Linked DNA regions of Homo sapiens: region 1 is linked to region 2. A link is a loop called in an ENCODE intact Hi-C map of the cell type or tissue named here. Cell type or tissue: heart right ventricle. All regions are shown on one strand. Links, peaks and the distances in the headings refer to the core of each region. The heading gives the core; the rest is flanking DNA.

Region 1 (10,009 bases), core at 1-8,000, 65 kb after region 2:
AAACCACCCATTTATGTGAAATGGAAATAAAAACATGCAGAAATTCCCTTGGATCTGAGACTAGGGTTTCCCCCAGCACAATCAAGTTTGTGGTCAATTTAGTTAGCTCAGCTAAAGATACTAGCCAATCAGAGTTTAGGAGAGAAATGAATATCCTAAATAAATATGATCCCCAAAATGTGTTCTCTAAAGAATTTCTCAGGCTCAAAATCCAATACAGGAGTGACTTGGAACTCCATTCTATCACTATGAAGAAAAGTGGTGTTCTTTTCCTCTTGGGCATCATCTTGCTGGTTCTGATTGGAGTGCAAGGTAAGGGGTTCTGAGTTAGGTTGTAAAGTAAGAGAAGTGATTCACTGTAAAAGAATCTTGATTAGCCAGATAAAGGTGAATGTTCTGCCTGCATTGAAGAGTAATATTTGGTCAGTCATAAAAGCTTCTCAGTGACATGACCAGTTATCCAAAGTTCATAACTTCGATCTGCCAAGTCAAACACAAGTCTTTGTAGTCTAGGTGTATGAATTCCTAGTAAGTGTTCAATAAATGTTCATTGAACTGGGTAATAATGAGAACTCTATCTCCTAAATTATTTTCTTCTCCCTGATACTGTTTTTTGCTAAGTATATCTGTGGCTAACCAATTAAGGATCCAACCAATAATCAGAGAATTTGTCCCTAATCTATTTACTAACTATCTTTGTTACCTTGGACAAATTACTTAATCTTTCTAGACCTCAGTTTCCTCATCATCTGTAAAATAGAACTTTGTAGTTATACCTTTTCTGACTGCTACACAATGTATGGCATATGGTACAATAAGTACCAAGTAAATATATGAATTTAAGAATTAAGATAATGTATTTTAAGGGGTTTTCAAAAATTTAAAACACTATTGAAAAGCAAGGCAGTGGGGAGGAGAGAGGATGAGGATGAAAGTGGTGATTGGTTACAAAGGAGTGCTTTCTATTCAACACCAACACCAGTTCCATTCCTTAAGGTCAGATAATAAATAATAGATGGTTTAGGAGTTGCTTAAGAAACTGTGATCAGCATAGCATACATGAATTAGTTATCTGTTTGTCTTGTGATAGGCATTTATTAAATATTGTGAAAGTCTCTTTTTCTCCCACGGACTTACGGTGTGGTAGTTAAGAGCAACGCCTTTGGACTCAGAGAGATCTGGGCTAAAACCCTGCCCCTGCTCCCTAAAAGCTGTATGACTTTGTTCTTAATCTTTCTGAACCTTAGTTTCCTTATGTATAAAATAGAGATGATACCTCCTTCAAAGGTTTGTGGTGATTATTTTTAGGCACTCGGTAAATGATAGCAATAATCATGACTCAGTCAAGTGTATCATTTTGATAGATCACCTAAACTGAAACATTGGCCTATACTGATGTGTTCTATCTTTTTCTTTCCCTCAGGAACCCCAGTAGTGAGAAAGGGTCGCTGTTCCTGCATCAGCACCAACCAAGGGACTATCCACCTACAATCCTTGAAAGACCTTAAACAATTTGCCCCAAGCCCTTCCTGCGAGAAAATTGAAATCATGTAAGTAACAACCCAGCTAACATGCATGCACCATATTGGCAAGAACATTAAATTTAGCATGAGTTTTACCCTTGGAGTGCTTGCCCATACAAACACTTAAAAATCAGATGGTTACCCCCTCCATAAATTTGGGCAGCTCCTTTCTTTTCTTCTCCTTAAAAATGCAAGGAATTTCTGGTAGATTAGGCCCCAAGAATGACACATGTTTATTGTACAAAATGTTTAATGCAGGTAACACAATAGAAGAAAATAAAAATCACGCATAATTCTACCCTTGAGTGACAAATACTGTTAACCCCTTAGTATACAGTTTTCTAAATCTTCCTTACTTGCTTCGTGTGCACATAACATAGATATGTTTTTACATACACGTATATAAGCACAAAAATTAAATCATATACTATACACTGTTTTGTAATCTGCTTTTTCATTAACACTATATCATGAACATTTTCTCGTGTCAGTAAATCTCTAATAATGTCATTTTTACTTAATGTCATTTTTAATGGCCAAACTGTATTTCATCATATGGATAAACCATAATTTATATGACCAGGATTATTGTTGGAAATATAGATTATTTCCAAATTTTTACTGCTGAAATAAAACTTACTGTGGCAGTATTGTGTCTGTAATTCTTTCCTTTCTAGAGATTAGGATTGCTAGGTTGAAGGATGTGTGCATATTTTGTCTTTATAAGTCATCCTTGACTACTCTTATTCTCAGACTATACAGAAAAATTAAAGGAACATTTAAATTATTTCCAGACAGTCTACTGTAAGTAATTTTTAAAATTTAACCAGGGCCGGGTGCAGTGGCTCACACCTGTAATCCCAGCACTTTGGGAGGCTGAGGTGGGCAGATCATGAGGTCAAGAGATTGAGACCATCCTGGCCAATGTGGTAAAACCCTGTCTCTACTAAAAATACAAAAATTAGCTGGGCGTGGTGGCGCATGCCTGTAGTCCCAGCTATTCGGGAGGCTGAGGCAGGAGAATCGCTTGAATCCAGGAGTTGGAAGTTGCAGCAAGCTGAGATCGCACCACTGTACTCCAGCCTGGCAACAGAGCGAAATTCTGTCTCAAAAAAAGAAAAAAAAAAAAATTCAACCAGTGACTCATCTTGTCCTAGGAAATAATTTTAAGTAGTTTCATTAGAAAATTCAGCACAATTCATACTGATTTTCATTATTTCTGAGAAGAAGCATTTAAATTATTAATGAGAAAAAACTATCTCATTGCTATTTCTTTGGCAGTGCTACACTGAAGAATGGAGTTCAAACATGTCTAAACCCAGATTCAGCAGATGTGAAGGAACTGATTAAAAAGTGGGAGAAACAGGTTGGTGAAAAGGAAGATCAAAATTTTCTTTCTTTTAGAAATTAACTTTAGAAGACAAAGAATCTGCTTTTTCATTAACACTATAAGAATACATAACTTTTAAGAATACATTTTTCATTCATATTATGGTGCTTCTATTTTGTTCCTAGGACAAAATTAGGTTCCTACATATAGTATCCCCTCTCTGTCTCCCACTGGAAGAATGTGTGTTCCTTGGGGGTACAGAGCTTGTCCTTATTTAATACAATAAATATGTAATGAATTGAATGGTAGACACAGGATACAAAGATAATAAGGTATAGTCCCTTCCTGTTGTAGTGCATATGCTAATAATTATGGTACAATGTGAGAAATATAAAAGTATGCACAAGAATCTTGACGACATAGAGGAGGGAGTACTTAACTTTGCTGGGGGAATGGGGCAGGAGAAAGTGTTAAGGAAGATTTCTCATGTCAGGTGATATTTGATTTGGGTCTTGAAGGATAAATAATTTGCCAGGAAGGTAAGGACAGCATGAGCAGAAGAGTAGAATCATGAGAGAACCTGCTGTGTTCAGGGAGCCTCCATTAATGTGGCTGGAGTTTGTGTGAAGAGAGTGAAGGGACTGAGGCAGAAAAGTAGATCAGGACAAAGCGGGAGGAATCCTGCATGGCATACTAAGGAGTTGGATTTGAAGAGAGCCACAGAATATGTGGGTGGGAGATTGGGTTCTGGAGTCTCACAGACTGGAGGTTCTGCCACATACTAGCTGTCTAGATTTGGGAAAGTCACCCTCTCCAGAACTCAGCCTCCTCCTATGTAAAACGTGGATGATAATAGTGCCACCTTCAGAGGGTTGTAGCTGGGGCAGGTGAGTGGTAAGCAAGGTTGCCAGGAGAATGTAATAAGCCAGAAGAATAGACAAAAGACAGCCAGTTTGAAGGCTGTTGCCTCCTCCTCAAAGTGAGCAAAGTAGAGAGAATCTAAGGGAGCCCCTCTGAGAGTGAAGTGACTTTAATGTGGTTTTGAGACTATGTGGGTATGAGACAATGATCAGGAGAGTCCAAATAAAAGGAAGTAAAAATGGTAAGATTCAGAAACATTGCCCTTTTTCCCCTTCTTCTCACAGGTCAGCCAAAAGAAAAAGCAAAAGAATGGGAAAAAACATCAAAAAAAGAAAGTTCTGAAAGTTCGAAAATCTCAACGTTCTCGTCAAAAGAAGACTACATAAGAGACCACTTCACCAATAAGTATTCTGTGTTAAAAATGTTCTATTTTAATTATACCGCTATCATTCCAAAGGAGGATGGCATATAATACAAAGGCTTATTAATTTGACTAGAAAATTTAAAACATTACTCTGAAATTGTAACTAAAGTTAGAAAGTTGATTTTAAGAATCCAAACGTTAAGAATTGTTAAAGGCTATGATTGTCTTTGTTCTTCTACCACCCACCAGTTGAATTTCATCATGCTTAAGGCCATGATTTTAGCAATACCCATGTCTACACAGATGTTCACCCAACCACATCCCACTCACAACAGCTGCCTGGAAGAGCAGCCCTAGGCTTCCACGTACTGCAGCCTCCAGAGAGTATCTGAGGCACATGTCAGCAAGTCCTAAGCCTGTTAGCATGCTGGTGAGCCAAGCAGTTTGAAATTGAGCTGGACCTCACCAAGCTGCTGTGGCCATCAACCTCTGTATTTGAATCAGCCTACAGGCCTCACACACAATGTGTCTGAGAGATTCATGCTGATTGTTATTGGGTATCACCACTGGAGATCACCAGTGTGTGGCTTTCAGAGCCTCCTTTCTGGCTTTGGAAGCCATGTGATTCCATCTTGCCCGCTCAGGCTGACCACTTTATTTCTTTTTGTTCCCCTTTGCTTCATTCAAGTCAGCTCTTCTCCATCCTACCACAATGCAGTGCCTTTCTTCTCTCCAGTGCACCTGTCATATGCTCTGATTTATCTGAGTCAACTCCTTTCTCATCTTGTCCCCAACACCCCACAGAAGTGCTTTCTTCTCCCAATTCATCCTCACTCAGTCCAGCTTAGTTCAAGTCCTGCCTCTTAAATAAACCTTTTTGGACACACAAATTATCTTAAAACTCCTGTTTCACTTGGTTCAGTACCACATGGGTGAACACTCAATGGTTAACTAATTCTTGGGTGTTTATCCTATCTCTCCAACCAGATTGTCAGCTCCTTGAGGGCAAGAGCCACAGTATATTTCCCTGTTTCTTCCACAGTGCCTAATAATACTGTGGAACTAGGTTTTAATAATTTTTTAATTGATGTTGTTATGGGCAGGATGGCAACCAGACCATTGTCTCAGAGCAGGTGCTGGCTCTTTCCTGGCTACTCCATGTTGGCTAGCCTCTGGTAACCTCTTACTTATTATCTTCAGGACACTCACTACAGGGACCAGGGATGATGCAACATCCTTGTCTTTTTATGACAGGATGTTTGCTCAGCTTCTCCAACAATAAGAAGCACGTGGTAAAACACTTGCGGATATTCTGGACTGTTTTTAAAAAATATACAGTTTACCGAAAATCATATAATCTTACAATGAAAAGGACTTTATAGATCAGCCAGTGACCAACCTTTTCCCAACCATACAAAAATTCCTTTTCCCGAAGGAAAAGGGCTTTCTCAATAAGCCTCAGCTTTCTAAGATCTAACAAGATAGCCACCGAGATCCTTATCGAAACTCATTTTAGGCAAATATGAGTTTTATTGTCCGTTTACTTGTTTCAGAGTTTGTATTGTGATTATCAATTACCACACCATCTCCCATGAAGAAAGGGAACGGTGAAGTACTAAGCGCTAGAGGAAGCAGCCAAGTCGGTTAGTGGAAGCATGATTGGTGCCCAGTTAGCCTCTGCAGGATGTGGAAACCTCCTTCCAGGGGAGGTTCAGTGAATTGTGTAGGAGAGGTTGTCTGTGGCCAGAATTTAAACCTATACTCACTTTCCCAAATTGAATCACTGCTCACACTGCTGATGATTTAGAGTGCTGTCCGGTGGAGATCCCACCCGAACGTCTTATCTAATCATGAAACTCCCTAGTTCCTTCATGTAACTTCCCTGAAAAATCTAAGTGTTTCATAAATTTGAGAGTCTGTGACCCACTTACCTTGCATCTCACAGGTAGACAGTATATAACTAACAACCAAAGACTACATATTGTCACTGACACACACGTTATAATCATTTATCATATATATACATACATGCATACACTCTCAAAGCAAATAATTTTTCACTTCAAAACAGTATTGACTTGTATACCTTGTAATTTGAAATATTTTCTTTGTTAAAATAGAATGGTATCAATAAATAGACCATTAATCAGAAAACAGATCTTGATTTTTTTTCTCTTGAATGTACCCTTCAACTGTTGAATGTTTAATAGTAAATCTTATATGTCCTTATTTACTTTTTAGCTTTCTCTCAAATAAAGTGTAACACTAGTTGAGATAACACATGAAAGCTCTTTAAAGGGTCGATCGGGAACAGGAAAAAAAACCTATGGAAAATATGACAACACTGCCTTACAACAACACTGATTTAAAAGAGTTATGTGGGGCTGGGCGCAGTGGCTCACGCCTATAATCCCAGCACTTTGGGAGGCCGAAGTGGGCGGATCACTTGAGGTCAGGGATTTGAGACCAGCCTGGCCAATATGGTGAGAGCCCATCTCTATTAAAATTACAAAAATTAGCTGGGCATGGTGGCATGCGCCTATAGTCCCAGTTACTTGGGAGGCTGAGGCAGGAGAATCACTTGAACTCGGGAGGTGGAGGTTGCAGTGAGGCAAGATCATGCCACTGCACTCCAGCCTGGGTGACAGAGTGAGACTCTGTCAAAAAAAAAAAAAAAAAAGCATTATGTAGAATTCAATGTATTTCCTAATCCTCAAGAGTAACACTATTCCAATGAGGTGTGTCCCCAGGAAGCCAACACGTCTTCTTTTCTATCCCTAAAATTGTATATGTTTAAATATTGTAAAGCCTCAAGTAGTTATGATGGAGACCTAAACACTGAATGAATTATTTAAGGGTCCAGGAAACTTGGGCTGGAGGCATTACGCAGCGTGGAGTCTCTAAGAAGGTTGAGAGTGGAACGAAGAGCATCAGCCTGTACACTTGATGTACACTTTAGAGGCCAGACAGGTGTAATATTCGGGCAGATAACAGCTGCTAATGGTAGACATGAATTCTCACAAGGGCCTTCACCTGAGAGGCAACAGGACTCTGGAAGGAGCTAAGATCCTGGATTCTGAGATATCCTGGTTAGAATCAGGGGCCCACTACTTATTAACTGTGTGACCCTGGTTAAAGTATAATATTTAACCTCCCAGTGCATCATTTTCCTCATTCCAGATTGTTGTGAGGAGCAGGTTCAGCATAGGTCTTGGTGCAGAGAAAGTCCTCAATGTTTGTCCCAGATCCTCCCTAACCACTTACCTCTGCTGCATCTTCCTTGCAGCAGATGGATCCTACATCTCATAGAGAGAGAAATGTTTCCAGCACTGAAAAAACATGTTGGAGAAATGAGACTAAAAGGCTTCCTGACCAGTTCTCAATATCTGTATTTTATAATCCTAGTCCAGGCCATCATTGTCTCTTTCCTGAGCTACCTCAGTAGCCTGCTGTTTTCCCTGTTGGCTCTTCTTCTCAACATTTCTCTTGCTTCCCTAACTTCCATGACAACTAGAATAATCTTTTTAAAAAATAACTTACAGAATGCTGCCACCTTGCTTAAAATCCTGCAGCTTAGCATTAAGTCAAAACATACCATGAGCTGGCCTAACATAAGCTGGGATCTGCCTGCTTATCTAATCATGCTCCCTCTACCCTCCCCTCCTTTGTTGAGCCTCAGCATCACCTTTTTTCTGTATGTCTCTTGAGCACACTGAATTCATTGCCTTCTGGGGTTTTTGTTCCCTGTGGTTCTGGGTTGTACTATATCAACTTGGTTAGTCTTACAACTACATTTCCCAGAATCTCCTTCCCTGTGTGGTTCCAGGTTATAGTTAGCCAAAGAAGAACTCATGTGAGATTTGGAAATCAAAAGTGAAGGAGTGACCCTTAATCTTGATTAGACATATTGACAGACACACTGGTAGCCAGTGGATCCCAGCTTGTCCTTGCTCTTTTCCTCCATGTTCAGCTTATGCTCAGGACTGCTGGCCTCATGATCAGTGATGGTCCCAGGCCCCCCACCCAGATATTTGGCAGTGGACCCACAGAGGCGGTAGTTACACAGAAGCAACAGCTCCCATAGACCCTAGCAGCCCCAATTTGGCGCTGAACGGGCTTAACTTCTTGGATTTTTCACACAAGCTCTATTTGTCCAACTGTCCCAGTGCTTCTGATGGACCAGTCACTGATTCTTCCTCTGATCCCCTGACTCTCCCTTCTAGATGTTCACTCCCTGAGATCCTTCCTCATCTGTGAGATCTGAATCCTATAGTAAATTTTTATCCTCATAATACTCATAGTGGCTCTGCTTCCCTGAAACACCTGGGCCTACACACACTTCTTTGCATGGCGGTTCTTGCCTCATCACTTAAGTCTCAGTTTAAATGTCACTTCACAGAGTCCCCTTCTCTTATGACCCTTAGTAAAATAACCACTCTTTCCCCAGACTCTCTCTCTGGTAGTGGTAGTGGTTCCAGTGTGTGTACCTTATGGAGTTGATGAAAATATTTAGAACTTACATTTTTGTCTAAAAAACAAGAAAAAACTGAAAATTGACTGTAAATCATTTGTCATGTGCTAATTTCCTGAGGAAAAGGTGACATCGCCACAACTGAGGGGCTGGCATGTGCCCTCACTCAGTCATTCACCTTCTGCAGATTGCAACATGAGTTTCCATTTATGTGCATGTAGTTAAGGGGATTTAAGGATTACAAGACAGAGTGCTCACTAAGCCAACCTTCACAAAATGGGCAAGTGGCTCTAAAAGACTCCTGCTAAGAAATTCCTGAGGAAAAGGTGACATCGCCACAACTGAGGGGCTGGCATGTGCCCTCACTCAGTCATTCACCTTCTGCAGATTGCAACATGAGTTTCCATTTATGTGCATGTAGTTAAGGGGATTTAAGGATTACAAGACAGAGTGCTCACTAAGCCAACCTTCACAAAATGGGCAAGTGGCTCTAAAAGACTCCTGCTAAGAAATTCCTGTGGAAGATCATATTAATAATGCTAATATAAACTAACAAGAGAACAAAACATACATAGATGGGATGGCTGTTCTAATTTTAACTAGAAGGGTACACAATTTTAAAAATCCGGTGGCTAGAGTCTGTTTCATTTTCTTTTATCATGATTAGATATAATGATCAAACCATCACAATCTACAATTACCTTTTAAAATAATGTGTGTACTTATATCTTCCCTCCTACCCTACCACATGTACAAATTTAGGTTTCTCGACCATGGAAACTTTGTCTTCCCCACTACTGCATGCCTAGAGCAGTGCCTGGCACTTAGGAAGCTCCTAATATGTATTTTTTAGTTGATTGACATATACTTCACCCTAAATTTTCATTTTAGGCCTTTTCCAAATCAATTTCAACTACTCTTGTCATGTTCATCTCATGCTCATTTCTGCCCTCGCATTGCTCATTCTTTTATTCGCCCTGTCCTACTTTCCAACTCATCTGACTCCCACCTACACATGATTCAAGTCCCACTTTTCCCATGACTCCATCCCAGAATCCTCCTGGCCACACTGATATCCACCTCCATGCCCTGTCATAAAATGACTTTAACTAGTAAGGATTGTTCTATGATTAAAATCTTCAATTATTTTGCTATACTAGAAAGCAGTCTGTGCCTGAACAAATTTTATACATTAGAGCAATGGATAAAAGACTCAGACGTATTTAATCTGTAAACTATTCTTATGAATTTAAATGCTAGTGGCCAGGTACCATGGCTCACGCCTGTAATCCCAGCCAAGGTGGCTGGATCACTTGGGGTCAGGAGTTTGAGACCAGCCTGGCCAACATAGTGAAACCCTGTCTCTACTCAAAATACAAAAATTAGCTGGGCGTGGTGGCACACGCCAGTAATCTCCACTACTTGAGAGGCTGAGGCACAAGAATCGTTTGAACCCAGGA
Region 2 (10,066 bases), core at 1,376-9,375:
ATGAGAAGTCAGAATAGTGGTCACCCTGGGTAGTAGCTAGTAACTGGAAAGGGCACAGAGGAGCATCTGAGATGTTAGCTGGGTTCTGCTTTTTGCTATGGATGCCAATTACATTGACAAATTCAGTTTGTGAAAATTCAGTGAGCTATATACTTATGATATGTGTTTTTTTTGTACACACATATATTACTTCAAGAAAACATTTTAAATTATCATGAAATACACCTATATTTACAAAATCCAACTCTACTCTTTAGAATAGAGATATGTTCCAACCTTTTCCCACCTCACTGGCTTGGCAATCCAAGATTAAATACACAGCACAGACTCACTCCCAGAAATAATATGATTTTTTAAAAAGCAGGAGTTTGGTTAGAAAGAAAAAAGAAAGTTTGCATGTCTTCAGGCCTTAGGCTCACAACAACCTGCTTTTAAGTTCCAAGCATGTAGGCCTACAGGAAATGAGGTAGAGAAGTTCTCCTGTCGCTGGCCTCCATTCCTGTTTTGTTCCAGTTTTTAACCAAATTTCTTTCATTCATTCATTGAACAAATATTTGAGTCCTTAAAATGTGCTAGGAACTGTTTTAGGTACTAGAGATATACCAGTGAACGAAATGGATAAATATCTTGCCTTTGTGAAGTTTATATTCTTGTGAGGGAAGGCAGTCAAATAACTAAAATAAGTACGTAAATTATGCAAGTATGTTAGAATGTAGTGAGTGCTATGGTTTTGGCTTTTGTTTATAAGTAGCACAAAGGAGACTAGGAGCGCATGGAGTGTTTGCAATTTAAATTGGATTGTTAGGGAAGACTCACTGAAAGGTGGTATTTGAGCAAAGACTTGAAAGAGATCAGCCATGAAGACTGTGGCAGTCAAACACAGTGAACAGCACGTACTAAAGCCCTGAGACAAGAATATGCCTACTTTTGTTTGAGGAATAGTAAGCAGGCCAATATGGTTGGAACATTAGAGTAGTACAAGATAAGGTCAGAGATGTAAGGGGGTGGTGGGAAGACCATGTCAATCTCTGCAGGCCACTGTAAGAACACTGGCTTTCACTCTAAGAGAAAAGGAGCAAATCACAGGTTTTAAAAAGAGGTATAACATGATCTGATTTATTTTTTAAGAGGATCACTCTGGCTGTTATGCTGAGAATGGTCTGTAGGGTGAATGTAAGAAGACTAAATGACAGGTTATTATAATAATGCAAGCAGAGATTATGGTGGCTTGAATCAGGAAGGCAGCATTAAACGTAATGAGAAGTAGATGTGTGTGTATGTGTGTTGTTGCTGTTGCTGAGGTGGTATGAAGTGGATGTCTGAGTGTATGTTTATGTTGTTGCTTTGTTGTTTCTTTGGTTGTTAGAAACAGGCCATTTTTATTTGAGCCTGTTAAAAATCCGACTTTTGTAGATTAGACACAGTATTTCCTGATACGATAAGGAAAAGCATTTGTGGGTTCTAAAAGTCTACTGTATTTTCAAAAATGTAATAACTCACAAAAAAGTAAATGGAAATGATCTATAAAGATATCAATTTATTATACAGTTAAAGTGTTTGTAATCTCAGAGATTTGGAAGCCAGGGCAGGAGGATGGCTTGAAGCCAGGAGTCCTAGCCTGGGCAACACAGGGAGACCTTGTCTCTACAAAAAAATTTTAAAAATTAGCCAGGTGCAGTGGCACATGTCGGTAGTCCTAGCTACTTGGGAGGCTAAGACAGGAAGATCTCTTGAGCCCAGGAGTTGCAGATTACAGTGAGCTATGATGGTGCCACTGCACCCCAGCCTGGTCAACAGAGTAAGACCCTGTCTCAAAAACAAAAACAAAAACAAAAAAAAATGTTTAGACTTAAATGCAGGATATAATTTGAAGATTGAGGCAATAGGATGTACTGACAAACTAGATGTGGGCTGCAAGAAAAAGAGGGGAGTAAAGAATAGTTCCAAGATTTTTAGCTTGAATAGCTGGAAGGATGGAGTTGTCATTGATTGACATGGAGAAGACCGTGTGTGGAAAAAGTATCCTGGAACTCAAGTGAAGAAAATACTTACAAAAGAAAGGAAAGATCAAATGTGTTAAAAGCTTCTGATAGGTCAAGTAAGATGAGGACTGAGAACTGACCATTGGATTTAGCAATGTGGAGGATATTGAAAGTTTTGTTTAAGAGCAGGTCTGATAGAAGAGTGGAGATGAAAGCCTGGTTAGAATGGCCTAAGAAAGAATGAAAAGAGGAATTGGAGACATTGGAGATGGTTAATATCTTCAACTCTTTCAAGGAGTTTTTCTATAAAGGACATAAAAGGAATGAGGCAGTATAGCTTGATGGTGGGACCAGGGAAAAGGTAAAGAAGAGAGTCCAAGAATTTTTTTTTTTTTTTTGAGATGGAGTCTCGCTCTGTCACACAGGCTGGAGTGCAGTGGCACGATCTCAGCTCACTGCAGCCTCCGCCTCCCTATCTCGGCTCACTGCAGCCTCTGCCTCCCCAGTTCAAGCGATTCTCCTGCCTCAGATTCCAGAGTAGCTGCCCACTACCAAGCCTGGCTAATTTTTGTATTTTTACTAGAGACGGGGTTTCACCATGTTGGCCAGGCTGGTCTTGAATTCTTGGCCTCAAATGATCCGCCTGCCTTGGCCTTCCAAAGTGCTGAGATTATAGGCATGAGCCACTGTGCTTGGTCAGAAATATTTTTAAAGACAGAAAAAAACCAGCATGTTGGATATGATCTAGTAGATAGAGGAAAAAACTAATAATATAGCAAAGAGAGGGTAGAATGATTGGGTCAATCTTCTTGAGTAGGCAAAAGGGGATGAGACATAGCATACAAGCAGATGAGGTGGCCTTAGATAAGAGCAGGAGAGGTTCATCTAATATGAACAGGAGGAAAGGCACAGTATATTGGCAGATGCTGGAAAGAAGTGGGTTGCAATAAAAATTCTTTTCTACTTGCTTCAATTTTCTCAAAAAAGTAGTAACAAAAGATGATGGTTTAAGTGACAGAGACTTGAAGAAATTGGAGAAAGAATGAAATAGTCATCTAGAAAAGGAGAAGAGTGAATGCCTTATGATTGCTGGGCTGCATTAAGGGGCTACCTGAATTTAAAATGAAATCACTTAAGATGGTTGTATTTTTCTCCAGCTACGTTCAGTTCCATGGTAGATGCAGACTAAGCTAAATTGGATTGAATAAAGACTGTAGCTTTTTCAAGCAAGGATAAAATGATTATTTTATTGAATGATTACGGGCAAAAGATCTGAACTGACACTTCACAAAGGAAGATATATAAATGACAAACAAGTAGAAAACGATGTTCAACATTATTAGCATCAGGTAAATGCAAATTAAAACCACTATACATCCACTAGAATGGCTAAAATTAAAGACTAACAACATAAAATGTTGATGAGAATATGGAGCTACTGAAACTTTCATACATTACTGATGGGAATGCAAGATGATACAGCTATTTTTTAAACAATTTGGCAGTTTTCATAAAGTTAAACTTATATATTTACCATATGACCCCGTAATTCTACTTACAGGAATTCATTATACTTAAAAGAACAGGAATTCATTATACTTAAAAGAAATTATTAAAGTGTATGTTCACACCTGTCAAATGTTCACAGCAGGTTGATTCATAATAGTCAAAAGGTAGAAACAACCCAAATGTCATCAACTGGTAAATGGATAAACAAATGAAATAACACTCAGCAATAAAAAGGAACAAATGTCCTCAAAATGTTAAACATAGGGTTACTACATGATCCAGAAATTTCCCCACTCCTAGGCATATATCTTGGGTATATGCCCAAGATCCAGAAATTCCACTCTGAGGCCTACATCTTGGGTATGTTATATGTGCACACAATCACTTGTGCACAAATGTTCATAGCAGTATTATCTATAATATAATATAAATATAAATATATCTATAAATATAATAGTCAAAAAGTGGTCTAGATTTCAGTCCAAATGTCCACCAACTAGTAAATGGATATACAAACTGTGATATACCCACACACTGGAATATTATTCCACAATAAAAAGGAATTAAGGCCGGATGCAGTGGCTCATGCCTGTAATCCCAGGACTTTGGGAGGCCAAGGCAGGCGGATCACTTGAGATCAGGAGTTCGAGACTGGCCTGGCTAACATGGTGAAACCGTGTATCTACTAAAAATACAAAAATTAGCCAAGTGTGGTGGCGCGTGCCTGTAATCCCAGCCATTAGGGAGTCTGAGGCAGGAAAATCGCTTGAACCCGGAAGGTGAAGGTTGCAGTGAGCTGAGATAGTGCCACCGCACTCCAGCCTGGGTGATAGAGACAGACTGTGTCTCAAAAAAAAAAAAAAAAAAAAAGGAATTAAGTACTGATACATTTACATGAAATGTCCAGAGTAGACAGATCTATACAGACAGAAAGTAGATTATTGATTTTTTTAGGGCTGGACGTATAATGGGGAAATGAGGAAGACTGTTAATGCGTACTAGGCTTCTTTTTAGAGTAATGAAAACATTTCATCTCCCCAAAAAAGTCACCACATGTCCTTTGTAGTCAATCTCCTCCCTTCACCCAAGGCTCTGGAAGTCACTGATCTTCTTCCTGTCACCAGTTTTGCCTTTCCCAGCATGACATGTTAACTATTATCATACAGTCAGTATGTAATTTTTTATGACTAACTTCTTAGCATAACACTATGAAATCTATCAATGTTGTTGCATGTATCAGTAGTTCTAAAAATGATTGCAGTGATGGTTGCACAAATCTGTACACACAATAAAAACTATTTAAGCCATGCACAGTGGTTGGAGTAGCTAAAGGAGGATCACTTGAGCCTAGGAGTTCAATGCCACTGGGGCAACACAGTGAGACCTCATTTCTTAAAAACAAAAACAAAAACAAAACCCATACAAGTGAATACTTTACATGAATGAATTTTTTTTCTTTTAAACTTTTATTTTAGGCTCAAGGGTACATGTGTAGGTTTGTTATATAGGTAAACTCGTGTCAGAGGGGTTTGTTGTACCCATTACTTCATCACCCAAGTACTAAGCCTAGTACACAACAGTTATTTTTTTTTTTATCCTCTATCCTCTTCCCCTTCCCACCCTCCACCCTCAAGTAGGCCCCACTGCCTGTTGGTCCCCCCTTTGTGTCCATGTGTTCTCATGATTTGGCTTCCACTTACAAGTGGTAACATGTGATATTTGGTTTTCTGTTCCCGCATGAGTTTGCTAAGGATAATGGCCTCTAGCTTCATCCATGTTCCTGTAGAGGACATAATCTCATTCTTTTTTATGGCTGCATAGTATTACATGGTATATATGTACCACATTTTCTTTATCCAGTCTTCCTTAATGAATGGTATTGTATGTGAATTGTATCTCAATAAACATGCTTTGAAAAAGAATAAACTATTAATACATGCCACAATATGGGCATGAGGGAACACATTTTTTGGGTGATGAAATGTTTTATATCATGATTGTAGTAGATGTTACATGATGATATACATTTGTCAAAAGTCACAGAACTGTACACTTCAAATTTGTGAATTTTATTTACATAAGTCATACCTAAATAAGGCAAATTTTAACAAACAACAACAAAAACTATCTTGCCTACATACTCCCTGAAATTTGTGTACCCCCAGATATATATGTATCCCAATTTGAAGACTACCACAGTAAAGTATCTGTAATGCAATGGCCCATGAATGATGAGGAAAGAGAACTAGGTGAGTCAAAGGAGCCTAGGGTTGTGGTAAGATAAATACAAGGTATTTATATTTTAGAGACTGGATGCCAAGGCACAACATTACAGTGGTGAGTGCAAATTTCTATCAGCCAAAGACCAAGCAGGATCAGATACCTCGGGGAAGGCCAATGACCGCTAGAGGTCAGCACCAGAACAAGATATTTCTTCAATGGCAGGCCACTGCTCTTAGGAAGAAAAAGAACTCTGAATTTAAATATTTATTCAAAGAAAACTTTCAACTTTGAAGTGACTAAATTTTAATTGACAAGATTAAGTGTTTTTACTGTTACCAAATTTTAACTGACAAGATTAGTGTTTTACATGGGGGTTTGTGAACTACGTTGATTTCCAATAAAGAGAAATACATATTCCTTTTTGCACATGATTCCTCACACTATGACATACTGACACTGGGAAAAATTGTAGTTTGTTCTCTGTTCTCTGTTAGTTCTAGCTGTTAGTCTGGTCTCCAGCAATGGTGACATTTAATTGCTAGCTCAGTAATTTAGTGTTTTTTTATAGATTTTGGGAAAATGTTTGCTAAATTCCCCCATCGTAGCCTCCTGGCATTGGGCATTCTAAAGACAAACAATTTCTATGTCCTTTCACCCTGTTCGGTGGGCCTCCCACAAACTCAAGATGCACTCCTTTGCCCTTGGCGGGCATCTTCTTAAAGAAGATCATAAACTGGTTTGTACCCCAGTTACCTTCCCTAAGCCCAAAGGGAAACCTAGGAATTCTATCATGACAACTTTGATTTTAGAAAACTGGAGAGAATCTTTTGTCCTTTCCCAACTCATTCTGCTACTTTGTTATGTTCAACTTGTTAAATATAATGCTTTTTCTAAGAGACCTTAAAAATTCTCCAGTTTGCCCAAGTGATGGTGGCAGCCACTCCAGTTGGCCTGCCATCATCCCAGCTGTGGCAGGAAGGTGTGGCCAGGGCTGCCTGTTCCACAGAGCAGGCAGGAGCCCTGCCCTCCTGGGCAGGGGTGCAACTGCCCAAACTATGGCAGCAGACTCAGGTATCCCTGCACTCTTGGGGGCCTGGGAAGGCCCCCCTGCCCTCACAAGCTTAAAAGTGCCTGCTCCCACTGCTTGGCTTCTCCCTGCTGTTGGCTCCTGCTCCAATCTTGGAGCAAAGTCAGGCTGAGCCTGGGCGTCATGAGTAGTAGGAGGCAGAGTCCCACGTGGAAGGGGGTGGGTCTCCAGTAAGGTCCTTCTGTCAGGTCAGGGAGGGCCTGAAGGCTGGGGCCCAGGCTGCCAGTTCCACTGACTGGAGTGGACACTGGTGCCTTTTCCAGGCCTGCCCATGACCACCCATGGGCCAACCAGTGTGCACTTCCTCCCCTCTGAGGTCCATAAATAGCCGGGCTCAGCCAGAGCTGAGCAGAAGATGGGATGACCAGCAGCAGAGAGGAGCTACCCTCTCTGCTAATTACGCTCTCTGCTAATAGCTTCAGAGATCTGCAGAGACTGCCGAATGACCTGCCTGCAGAGAAAAGCAGACCTCAGGATGACCAGCGAGCAGAGAGAAGCTGCCATCTCCAGGGCCTCCTCTCTGTTGAGAGCTGAACACTTGACAGACGACCTGCCTGCCCACAGAGGGGAGCTACCCACTGTGGGTCTCCTTCTGAGCAGTTACAGCACTAAATAAATCTCCTCTTCTTCTTCCTCACCCTTCATTTGTCTGCATACCTCATTCTTCCTGGACGCAGGACAAGAAATGGGGCAAAGGCCCCACTGGCAACAGAGGTTTACAGGGGAAGAAAATCAACACCCCAAAGATCCTATAACACAAGGAGAAGTATGAAAAGAAAAAATCTCTGCTGCTAAAAGATTCCCTGAAAATTACTAGGGTGTTTCTAAACCCCTACATCAATGCTTTCTAGGGTTTCAGTCCAGAGGAGCCACAGGAGTCTGAATTCTCTTTTCTCCTTTTCTCTGTTCTAGAATCAGGTCTTCCACTCCCAATTCCTGTTAGGCATTGCTTCCTATGTGCTATTTCTTTCACCTTTATCCTATGTACTTCTTATTCTGGCATTATCAACCTTTTCCTTCCTTCAGACTACTAAGGATAATCTTAAAGGTTACAGAGTACAGACAGACTTTATAAAGGGAATGAAACATATATCTATTTAGTATTTTCAAAATAATGCGTATTATCCCTACACCATTCAATATATAATGATTAGATTGCTTTATTATATTTAATATATTGATGTTATATAATACAACATATTCATATATGTATATATTATTATAATGTAATATTATATTTGTGGACAAATCCTATTGGTAGATTTTAGGCCTCTAGGCTTTAATTCTCAACTTTCTTTCCCCCTATTTCAGTGAGAGAGACACATTCTTATCAAGGACAAGGAGTCTCTATGGTAATGATTTCAACGAGTGTGTGTGTGTGTGTGTGTGTGTGTTGGAGGGTTATATCAGAGTGTGGGAGGTTCAGGAGGTCCTTGAATAAGGCCATTTCATTATACCATTAATGAGAAAAAAACCTGATTCTCAGCCAGGACTACTGTCTATGTGGAGTTTGTACATTCTCCCCATGTCTGTGTGGGTTTCTCCAGGGACTCTGGTTTCCTCCCACATCCCAAAGATCGGCATGTTAAGTGAACAGGTTTGGAAATGAATGAATGAACACCAATTATTGTATAATAAAAATTCCAAAAGTATACAATAATAATACAAATGCACAAGATTAAATGATTCAGTACAAAAGCACTCAGTGAGCTCGCCATATTTGTAATTGTTTGTTTTTGAACTTTGTGGTGTTAAGAAGTGCACCTCACAATTTTTGCTTTGCAAACACTTCCTCCTTGATTGAACTCACCACCACTATGGCTACCATTACTCACGCCTGTGATCCCAGCACTTTGGGAGGCCAAGGTGGGCAGATCACTTGAGCTCAGGAGTTCGAGACCAGCCTGGCCAACATGGTGAAACCTCGTCTCTACTAAAAATACAAAAATTAGCCAGGCATGGTGGCAGGTGCCTGTAATCCCAGCTACTCAGGACGCTGAGGCAGGAGAATCGCTTGAACCTGGAAGGTGGAGGTTGCTGTGACCCATGATCTTGCCACCGCACTCCAGCCTGGGTGACAGAGTGAGACCCTGTCTCAAAAAAAAAAAAAAATTTACTCAATATTCCAACTCCCATCTTTCTACCAACACTGATAATTGAAGCAATATTGTTAGTATATTTTAAAGCATCCACTTTCAATATTCTCTTTTTGGTACTCATTTTGTAATAAGAGGACGTTAGCACTGTTACCCTTCCCTTCACCTCCTTTCTGCCTTTCACCTCCCAGCTTCCATCAGTAGTTCTTTTATCTTTATGTTGTCAAAATGTAATAACATTTGCTTTTTGTTCTGTAGCCATGCTTTAAGTAAAGGTCTATTCTAAAATTAAAAATCAAAAGTATAGTTTACTGCAAGTTTATTGCAACCAGCTATATATTCTTTAGTATAAAGACAAGACACAAGTTAGGATTTTATTTCCATCTCTGCTGTTTCAATGTCATGATCACTATTCACACTCAAAACAAAACATTTTTATGTCAAGATCAAATGAATATTCCTTTCCCATACTCCACTAATCCCTTAAAATCATGCCTCACTTTTGTCTCTTTTGTATTTAGATCACTAAAATTTTTTATTTTTCCTTTAGTTTCTGAGTGCCTTTTTTGGTGGTGATGGTAGTGGTGATCATGGTGGTTGTTGGGAAAAGTAGTATTTGTCTCCATCGTGTACCTAATGTGCTTCTATTTCCAATTCTATTGCTTGGAATCCATTTTGTTCTTATTCTTGAAGACCAGTTCTAACCTGGACAAACTGCTCTCCAGGCCAACAACTAGGAGACTAGAAAATCTTTCAATTGAATCCCTGGGTACTTTTTCCATTTCTTGTACTCTACAGTGGTTTTATTTTTTTAATTTATTTTTTGTCTCATGCTACTGCATCTACAGCTTTTTGCTTCATATTTATCTTTGTTTTGTAGGAATATATTCTGAAATTATTTCCTTAAAAAGGATGCATGGAAGATAAACATTTTCAGTGCTTTCATTTTTGAAATGTGAATCTGATGAACAGTTGGCTAGTATATAATTCTAGGTTCAAAATAATTTTTCCTCAGAACTTTGTATAATACATGAAACTCTAAAAGATTTGTATAAATTCAATGTTTAGTGCCAAAATTATTCTATTTTTCACTATCATTGTTTTAAACTAATTTTCAAGTGCAGGCTTTATATTACTTTTAGCTTTCTTGTTTTTATGTTCTCCGAGTC

Evidence for each region. A loop is a pair of places that touch in the nucleus more often than their neighbours do. Peaks named below come from ENCODE experiments on the same cell type or tissue, not always from the same donor. Only the 100,000 strongest peaks of a DNase experiment are listed, where the experiment ranks them.
Region 1: a loop joins it to region 2, with 5 times the contacts of the local background. A loop is called at or near these places in 107 of 110 quality-filtered maps.

What each region holds. Positions count from the first base shown.
Region 1 is chr4:75,997,689-76,007,697 of GRCh38, reverse strand. CXCL9 (C-X-C motif chemokine ligand 9) reads left to right here and starts at 189. Exons shown (of 4, transcript NM_002416.3): 1 at 189-312; 2 at 1,424-1,550; 3 at 2,805-2,889; 4 at 3,999-6,423. The coding sequence starts at 249. The coding sequence ends at 4,100. It overlaps SDAD1-AS1 (SDAD1 antisense RNA 1), which reads right to left. Exons shown (of 3, transcript NR_125906.1): 3 at 1,756-2,625. In heart right ventricle, for the core only: no CTCF peak of the experiment used is centred there; a DNase peak (open chromatin) is centred at 4,473; H3K27ac peaks cover 3,219 bases.
Region 2 is chr4:76,063,682-76,073,747 of GRCh38, reverse strand. It overlaps a transcript of ART3 not described here. Among named protein-coding and RNA genes, the nearest start is that of ART3, 6.0 kb to the left of the region's middle. In heart right ventricle, for the core only: CTCF peaks have their summits at 5,692 and 5,894 (motif pointing right); a DNase peak (open chromatin) is centred at 5,887.